Linked DNA regions of Homo sapiens: region 2 is linked to region 1. Evidence: read pairs that join two places in POLR2A ChIA-PET (ENCODE). Cell type or tissue: PC-3. All regions are shown on one strand. Each heading gives the region's core, and the rest is flanking DNA. Links, peaks and the distances in the headings are about the cores only.

What was found. ChIA-PET counts read pairs that join two places held together with the same protein. Peaks named below come from ENCODE experiments on the same cell type or tissue, not always from the same donor. Only the 100,000 strongest peaks of a DNase experiment are listed, where the experiment ranks them.
Region 2: POLR2A ChIA-PET joins it to region 1 with 7 read pairs; 3 of 35 experiments call an interaction of 5 or more read pairs at or near these places.

The regions. Positions count from the first base shown.
Region 1 is chr3:30,570,876-30,575,283 of GRCh38, reverse strand. No RefSeq gene overlaps it. Among named protein-coding and RNA genes, the nearest start is that of TGFBR2, 34 kb to the left of the region's middle. In PC-3, for the core only: no CTCF peak of the experiment used is centred there; no DNase peak of the experiment used is centred there.
Region 2 is chr3:30,500,711-30,505,118 of GRCh38, reverse strand. No RefSeq gene overlaps it. Among named protein-coding and RNA genes, the nearest start is that of LINC01985, 16 kb to the left of the region's middle. RefSeq lists an enhancer at 4,200-4,249. In PC-3, for the core only: no CTCF peak of the experiment used is centred there; DNase peaks (open chromatin) are centred at 2,188 and 3,378; H3K27ac peaks cover 1,283 bases.

The DNA.
Region 1 (4,408 bases), core at 146-4,145:
TGCAATCACTGTGCTATCATTGTTTATTTCAAAGCTACTGCTTAAACACAGGAATATGGAGCACAGTGGGAGTCAGAAACAGAACTTTAGCCTGAAGCAAGCTCAAAGGATTTCAAACTGTTACAGACTTCCTCTCAAAGTGAATTTATATAGCTGAGTCTAGGTATTCTGGGTCAAGCTGTCTAACCAAGGATTCTCTCAATTTTCATGTCGAATATAAAATTTATTAATGTAGAAATTATAAAATATGCTAACTTGCTACTTATATATTGCGTTGGTTCGAATGTGTTCCTCCCAAAATTATGTGTTGGAAACTTAATCCCCGATGCAACAGTATTAGGAGGTAGGGCTCAAAGAGAGGTGATTAGGCCATGAGGATAGAGGGAATAGATTAAAACCCGTATTATTACAAGAGTGCATTTATTATCATATAAGTACATTCATTATAAAAGTGAGAATTTGGACCCCTTTTACTCTTTCTCTCACCCTCTCTTTGCCCTTCTGCTATGGAATGACATAGCAAGAAGATCCTTGCAAGATACTGGCCCCTTGATCTTGGATTTTCCAGCCTACAGAACCATGAGCCAATAAATTTTTGTTCATTATACGTTACCCAGTCTGTGGTATTCTATTATCGAATCACAAAATGGACAAAGAAAATCGGTACTAGTGAAGTGTGGTGTTGCCATATCAAATACGTGAAAATGTGGAAACCTCTTTGGAATTGGTAATGGGCAGCGGTTGAAAGAATTTGGAGGAACAGGCAAGAAAATCCCTGTATTGCCATAAACAGATCATTAAGAGTGATTCTGGTGAGATTTCAGAAGAGAACTGTAGTAAAAGTATGAAAATTTTTAGACATTACTTTAGGATTCAAATGATTTTCAATCTGGCCCTGTGGTAGAAAATGAAAGAACATTTTCAGGAGGCGAAACCGAGGGTATAGCCAAGAGACCATTTGATAAGGAGATTAGTATAGATGGAATGAAGTCAGAGGCTAGTCATGAGACACTGGAAGAATGACCCTGAAGCCACTTTGGAGATTAATGGTACTGCCTTTTCTGCCTCTTATGTCACAGGCACCAAGTTTAATTTCCCATATAATAGTGTTGAAATGTGGGTCCTAATAAGGAGTGATTAGGCCATAAGGGGAAAATAAGTAGATTAATACCATTATGGCAAAAGTGAGTTCATTATCATGGGAATGGGTTTGTTATAGAAGGAAGAGTTTGGTACCCTTTTATTCTCTCTCTCGTCCTCTCTTTGCCCTTTTGCCATGGGACAATATAACATGAAGGCTTTTGCAAGATGCCAGCCCATTGATCTCGGACTGCCCAGCCTTCAAAACTGTGATACAATACGTTTCTGTTCAATATAAATTACCCGGGCTGTGGTATCCTTTTCAGCTGCACAAAAAATGACGCACACATACACACACACACACACACACACACACACACACACACACACACACACGGATATATATGGTTAAAATTCAACTATAACCACAGCAATTGTTTAGCGCTTAAACCAACAACATATTTTAATTTTTACAGAGGAACATCTTTATGTCACTGACATTATTCAGATTTGCTAGTGTATAGTATTTTTTAAATTATTATTTTAAAACATTTTTGTGGGTACATAGTAGGTATATATATTTATGGGGTACCTGAGATGTTTTGATACAGGCATGAAATAACAACATCATGGAGAATGGAGTATCCATCTTCTCAAGCATTTATTCTTTCAGTTACAAACAATCCACTACCTTCTTTAAGTTACTTTCAAATATACAATTATATTATTATTGATTATAGACGCCCTATTGTGCTTTCAAATGGTATGTCTTATTCATTCCGTCTTTTGATATCCATTAACCATCACCACTTCTCCCTCAACCCCCTACTATACTTCCCAGCCTCTAGTAACCATTCTTCTACTCTCTATGTCCATGAGTTCAATTGATTTTATTTTTAGATCCCACCAGTAAGAGAGAACATGTGATGTTTGTCTTTCTGTGTCTGGCTTACTTCACTCAACGTAATGATCTCCAGTTCCATTCATGTTGTTGTAATGACAAGATCTCATTATTTTTATGGCTGAATAGTACTCCATCATGTATATGTACGTTTTCTTTATCCATTCATCTATTGATAGACATTTAGGTTTCTTCCCAATCTTAGCTATTGTAAACAGGCTGCAACAAACATAAGAGTGCAGATATCTCTTTGATATACTGACTTCCTTTCTTTTGGGTATATACCCAGCAGTGGGATTGCTGAATCATATAGTAGCTCTATTTTTTGTTTTTTGAGAAACTTCCAAACTGTTCTCCATAGTGGTTGCACTAATTCACATTCCCACTAACGGTGTACAAGGGTTCCCTTTCCTCCACATCCTCACCAGTGTTTGTTATTGCCTGTGTTTTGGATATAAGCCATTTTTACTATGTGCGTATGTAACTGGAGTAGGATAATATCTCATTGTAGTTTTGATTTGCATTTGTCTGATGACCAAGGATGTTGAGCACCTTTTCCTAGGCCTGTTTGCTATTTGTATGTCTTCTTATGAGAAATGTCTATTTAAAAATTTTGCCTATTTTTTGATCCATTATTAGATTTTTTTTCTGTAGAGTTATTTGAGCTTCTTATATATTCTAGTTATTGACTCCTTGTCAGAGGGGTGATTTGCAAATATTTTCTCCCATTTTGTGGGTTATCTCTTCACTTTGTTGATTGTATCCTTTTCTTTGAAAAAGCTTTTTAACTTGATGTGATCTCATTTGTCTAATTTTGCTTTGATTGCTTGTGCTTGTGGGATATTGCTCAAAAAATCTTTGCCCATTGTCAGGACCAATCTACAGGATATTGTCCTGGAGATTTTCCCCAAAGTTTGCCTGTAGTAGTTTCATAATTTGAAGTATTACATTTAAGTATTTAACCCATTTGATTTGATTTTTGTATATGGCAAGAGATAGAAATCTAGTTTCATTCTGTTTTCATATGGCTATCCAGTTTTCCCAGCATCATTTGTTGAAGAGACTGTCTTTTCCTCAGTCTATGTTCTTGGCACCTTTGTCAAAAATGAGTTCACTGTAAGTGTGTGGATTTGTCTCTGGTTCTCTATTTTAATCCATTGGTCTATGCATCTGTTTTTATGCCAGTACTATGCTGTTTTTGTTAGTATAGCTCTATAGTATAGTTTGAAGTCAGGTAATGTGATTCCTCCAGTTTTGTTTTTGCTTAGGATAGCTTTGGCTATCCTGGGTCTTTTGTAATCCATTTATACATTTTAGAATTGTTTTTTCTATTTCTGTGAAGAATGTCATTGACATTTTGATAGGGATTGCATTGAATCTGTCGATTGCTTTGGGTGGTATGGACAAATTAACAGTATTGATTCTTCCAATCCATAAACATGGAATATATTTCCATTTTTTGGTATCCTCTTCAAGTTCCTTCATCAGCATTTTGTAGTTTTCATTATAGAGATTTCACTTATTTGGTTAATTCCTATGTATTAAATTTTATGTGTGGTTATTGTAAATGAAATTATTTTTTAAATTTCTTTTCTACATTGTTCATTGTTGCCATATAGAAATGCTATTCATTTCGGTATGTTAATTTTGTATCTTACAACTTTATTGAATTCGCTTATCAATTCTAATAGTTTTCTTGTGGAGTCTTTAGGTTTTTTCAAATATAGGATCATATAATCTGCAAATAAGGATAATTTGACTTCTTCCTTTCCAATTTGGATGCCTTTTACATCTTTCTATCATCTGATTGCTCTAGCTAGGACTTCCAGTACTATGTTGAATAGCAGTAATGACAGTGGGAGTCTTTATCATGTTCCAGATCTTAGAGGAAAGACTTTCAGTTTTTCCTCATTCAGTATGATGCTAGCTGTGGGTCTGTTGTATATAGCTTTTATTATGTTGAGGTATGTTTCTTCTACCCAGTTTTTTAGGGTTTTTTTTCATGAAGGGATGTTAAATTTTGTCAAATGCTTTTTTCAGCATCAATTGAAATGATCATATGGTTTTCATCTTTCATTCTGTTGATATGATGTATCACATTGATTGATTTGCATATGTTGAACTATCTTGTATCCCAGGGATAAATCCCACTTGGTCATGATGAATGATCTTTCTAATGTATTGTTGGAATTGGTTTGCTAGTATTTTGTTGAGGATTTTTGTGTCAACAATCAACAGCGATATTGGCTTGTAGTTTTCTTTTTGTGATGTGTCTTTTTCTGATTTTGGTATTGGGGTAATTCTGGCCTCATAGAATGAGTTTGGAAGTATTCCCTCATCCTCTGTTTTTCAGAATAGTTTGAGTAGGATTGCTATTTATCCTTTTTTAAATGTTTGGAAGAATTTAGTCTTGAAGCCATCAAGTTT
Region 2 (4,408 bases), core at 154-4,153, 70 kb after region 1:
GATATTTTGTTATGGCAGCGCTAACAGACTAATACAGTAGGTATTCAAAGAAATGTAACTCACAATACTCTATTTACATAGCTCAGCTGTTCCATTATACCACATGTCTAAACTTGACTGGAATTTAATTCATTTAACTTTTAGAAAGTGTATGTCTGGGTCAGGAGTTTGAGACCAGCCTGGCCAACAAGGCCGCCTCTACTAAAAAAAATACAAAAATTAACCAGGCATGGTGGCGTGCGCCTGTAATCCCAGCTACTCGGGAGGCTGAGGTGACAGAATTGCTTGAACCCAAGAGGTGGAGATTGCAGTGAGCCAAGATCACACCACTACACTCCAGACTGGGTGACAAAGCAAGACTCCATCTCAAAAAAAAAAAAAAAGAAAAAGAAAAAAGTGTATGTCTCAAACGTTTAGAGCTGGAGAGTGTTCTTGCCTTTGAAGAGAAAGTTAATAGAATTCACTCACAATTGACATTCTGTAAGGTACAAGTGCTAAGAATGTATGTGCCAGAATCAGTTGGCCCCATGATCAAATGTCAGCTCCCCTTTTTACTGTTTGACTTTGAGCAAGTGATTTAAACCTCTACACTATAGCTTTATCAGCTGTAAAACAGGTATAATAGCAGTTTTCTACCTCATGATTTAGTTGTGAGGACCGAACGAGGTAAGTCCATGAAAATTGCTGAGAATAGTTCTGAGACCAGAGTAAACAATCTTTTTTTTTCTAAGCTGTTATATAATAAAGCTATCGTAAACTAGGGTAATTATGGCAACCATTACAAAAAGAGCAAATGAATCAGCATCTGTATCAGAAGATCCTATAGTTGACAAACACTGTCTCATATTCTAATATACATTTTTAGAATCAGAGAGGTATAATATAGTTTATATTCACAGAATCAGGGACTCAAGAGCTTAGAAAATGGGGTGACATGGGGAGGCCGAGGTGGGCGGATCACGAGGTCAGGAGATCGAGACCATCCTGGCTAACACGGTGAAACCCCGTCTCTACTAAAAATACAAAAAAAAAAATTAGCCGGGTGTGGTGGTGGGCGCCTGTAGTGTCAGCTACTTGGGAGGCTGAAGCAGGAGAATGGCGTGAACCCGGCAGGTGGAGCTTGCAGTGAGTAGAGATCGCACCACTGCACTCCAGCCTGGTGACAGAGCAAGACTCCATCAAAAAAAAGAAAAGAAAATGGGGTGAATGAAAGCAGAGTTCTAGTGGGCCATTTTACCTAAGAACAGGTATTCCTTTTTTCTTTAACTCCCAAGACTGTCAGCAAATATATACTCAATGCAGGCAAGCAGAGAAATTTTGGTGTGACATATGGCACAAATACCAGTTTTCAAATGACACCCACAAAAAGTCACTAAGGAAGTAGAATCTGCCTACTGAAAGAATGAGGAAGATTCTGGGTCATTTGTAGAAAAACATTGACTGGATGTCTGTCAGTCTTATGATGAATCATAACTGAAGGGCAGACAGCTAGATGTCTTGGCATTTGGGGGTTTATGTAGAGACCCAAGACCTGAGTCCATTCCCCAGAATCCGGAGGAGGCAGGACTGATTCTGCTCAGTAAGGAGCTGATATTTTCATCTGTTTTCCATGTTGGAATAGGCTTTTCTGGAAAGAGCTAGGTGGACGGGAAATGGGATCAACAAGAACCTCAGATACTGCCTCAACCTAGAACTTGCATTAGTTGGTTTCCCTGTAGCTTTGCAAGTATGCAGGAGAGTAAAGAGTGTCATTAATATTCATCAACAGATCTCTACAGAGAAAAAAACAACAAACTATTTCTTGGTCTCTGGTTCTTTAAAGTATAGATAATCATAACGTTTCATGTAAAAATTGTTGCATTTCATAAAGTAATAGGTGTTTAAACAGAACAATAATAATTGAGCACTAGTGCACATATTCTCCCCCAACCCTGTCTCTCTGCCACTCCAACTTCAATACCCACTTGAACACCCACACCCCTCTAGTTTTTATTTCTGTAGAAGGAAATAATCTGAGAATGATGACTTTCATTTATTGAGTTCCTACTATGTGCCAGGTGGTGTTTAATTTCATAACAACTTTGCAACGTATGTACTCTCTCTGTTTTATAAATGAGTCTCCAAAAAGTGAGTAACTTGTCCAAGCTGTAACAGCTGATGAGCTATGAAACTAGAATGTAAAACAAAATTTGTCTGGTGATAGCCCCACCCATTTACCACATTATCACATGAATGGTATGCATGAAAGATTACACAAAGTTCATCTCATTTACCTATTGAGTCATGAGGAACTAGTCACCTGGTCTAAGCAGGTGCTCAGAGGCCACTGTTCTCCATTCCATAAGGATACACAATCACTCTTCCCATAGTTAAGACTCTTATGAAGGGCATAACCAAGTTTCTCCCTCCCATTAATAAAAACTTACTATTTTACTGCTGTCAGGCATAACTCTTTGTGCAATACAAATACTTAGCAATGTCTCTGCTTTGTGGTTCTAGCTGGGAGTGGTAATGGCAACATCTTAATTTGTTTCTCCCACCTTGCTTCTGACAAGGAACATGGTTGGGTCACGAATCATGATTTTAGCATTCACAAAGAACTATAATATCAGGAAATATGGAAGGTTGGGGTGGAGTGTGAAGGAGAAGAGGCTGCTGGACTGACCAGAGGTTTCCAGAAACAACACACTTGTCCAGGACTTGTAGCTGAAGAAGGTCATAACGAGTTGCCAACAGAAAACAAAGGACCTGTAGTCCCAGCCAAATCTCTGCTTACCTCTTACCAGCAGCTGTGGGTGCTTTTGCTAACATCTCACATCTGCAGTCTCATCCAGGGAAGTGTCCTTGGGCAACAGGAGCTGCCTAGCCCAGTAGTGTCAGGAGTTGGTGTCCTGACTCCTTCTGTTCCCACCTGGGGCAGCCCTGATCCAATGACTCACCAGCACAGGATTCATTTCTTCATCTTAAGATAGGGCAGGCTCTGTGGTACAGTTTACCCTCCAGAGGGTAAGGATGAAGAATAAAGATAGATTTCATCTGAAACCACATCTTTGCCTAGAGTTTTTTCCCCTTCTCTGTCCTATTTCTCTCACTTTCTTATAGATTTCTCTTGGAAGTACTCCCTGAATAGATCACGTGCATAAGAATTCCCATCTTGAACCCTGCTTCTAGGGAGTTTTTGGCCTAAAGAATTTTCAGAAGCCAGGTGACAAAACCAGAAGAGCAAAGATGCAAAGACTTAGAGCAGGGACCCAAGGGGAGAAGTGGAAGTGCTCTCTTGGTGAGTTTCTATGACAGGACTTCTCCAGTATCCTTATTGGTGGGCCATAGCCACATATATGGCTGAGGGTATGAAGGCAGGGAAGAGGTGACAAGGAAGAGGAAGAACAGGAAATTCAAGAATCTCTTTCAGAATTCTAAAATTCCTAGAAAACTACTCATTTCCTCAACTCTATAAGTTTTATGACATCTCTATTCTTTCCACAAAACATTCCACTTTGACCTTGACCCCTCTAGTAACTGAATTGGTGTCTTATAGGGCATAGTTCAATGTCATTTAAGTCTGGGCTTTAAACCCTACTAGCTTTTTCAGTCTTTTGGGAGGGGATAAGGAGGCATTGCTAGAGTAGACTGTTCCAAAAGTGTGGGGCCTCCTGCCTCAGCACAGTTCTTTTCTTCTCTTTTTCGCTTGGGCACAAAGGGAAGCACTTGACTATGGCAGCCACACAACACTGGGACGCTCAGACTCTGTAAAGAAGTGATGAACCTCAAAGTCTTTGGAAACAAATAGAGAAATTTTCTATCTTTATTCAACTTCCATATACTTAATGAGCATGGGGCAGAGGGACTCAAAGACAGACAAGACAGACTTGAGTTCTGCCTTCATGGAGTAGGCGGTCTGGTACAGACAAAGAAGTAAACAGACAGACGTAATCCAAAGGGGTATGTGTACCATCAGTGGCCATGTGTACCATGGGAACTCAGAGGAGTGGCAGTTCTACCAGATTTGAGGGACAGGGAAGCCGTCCCAAAATATGACACTGAAGCCAAGACCTGAGGATAAGTAGGAGCTACTTGGTGCAAAACACAAAACCAAACCAAAACAAACAACGACAACAAAAAGAAAACAAAACAGATGGAAACTTTTGCATCAAAAGGAGAGAACAGGCTGCCTGGAGATTGGGAAGCAAGAGAGTAGCTGGGGATTTCTCATAGCCAAAGGAAGTTGAAAATGATTAGAGTGCAGAGGCAGAGGTCAGGTTGTGGAGGTGCACAAATCATTTCGAAAGCCAAGTTAAGGAACTGGGGTTTTACCCTATGAGCAAGGGGTGGTTATTAATAAGTTATTAGAATGAGCAATACATATCACTATAAGAATTTTAGACAGATTACTGTTGCTTTTACATGG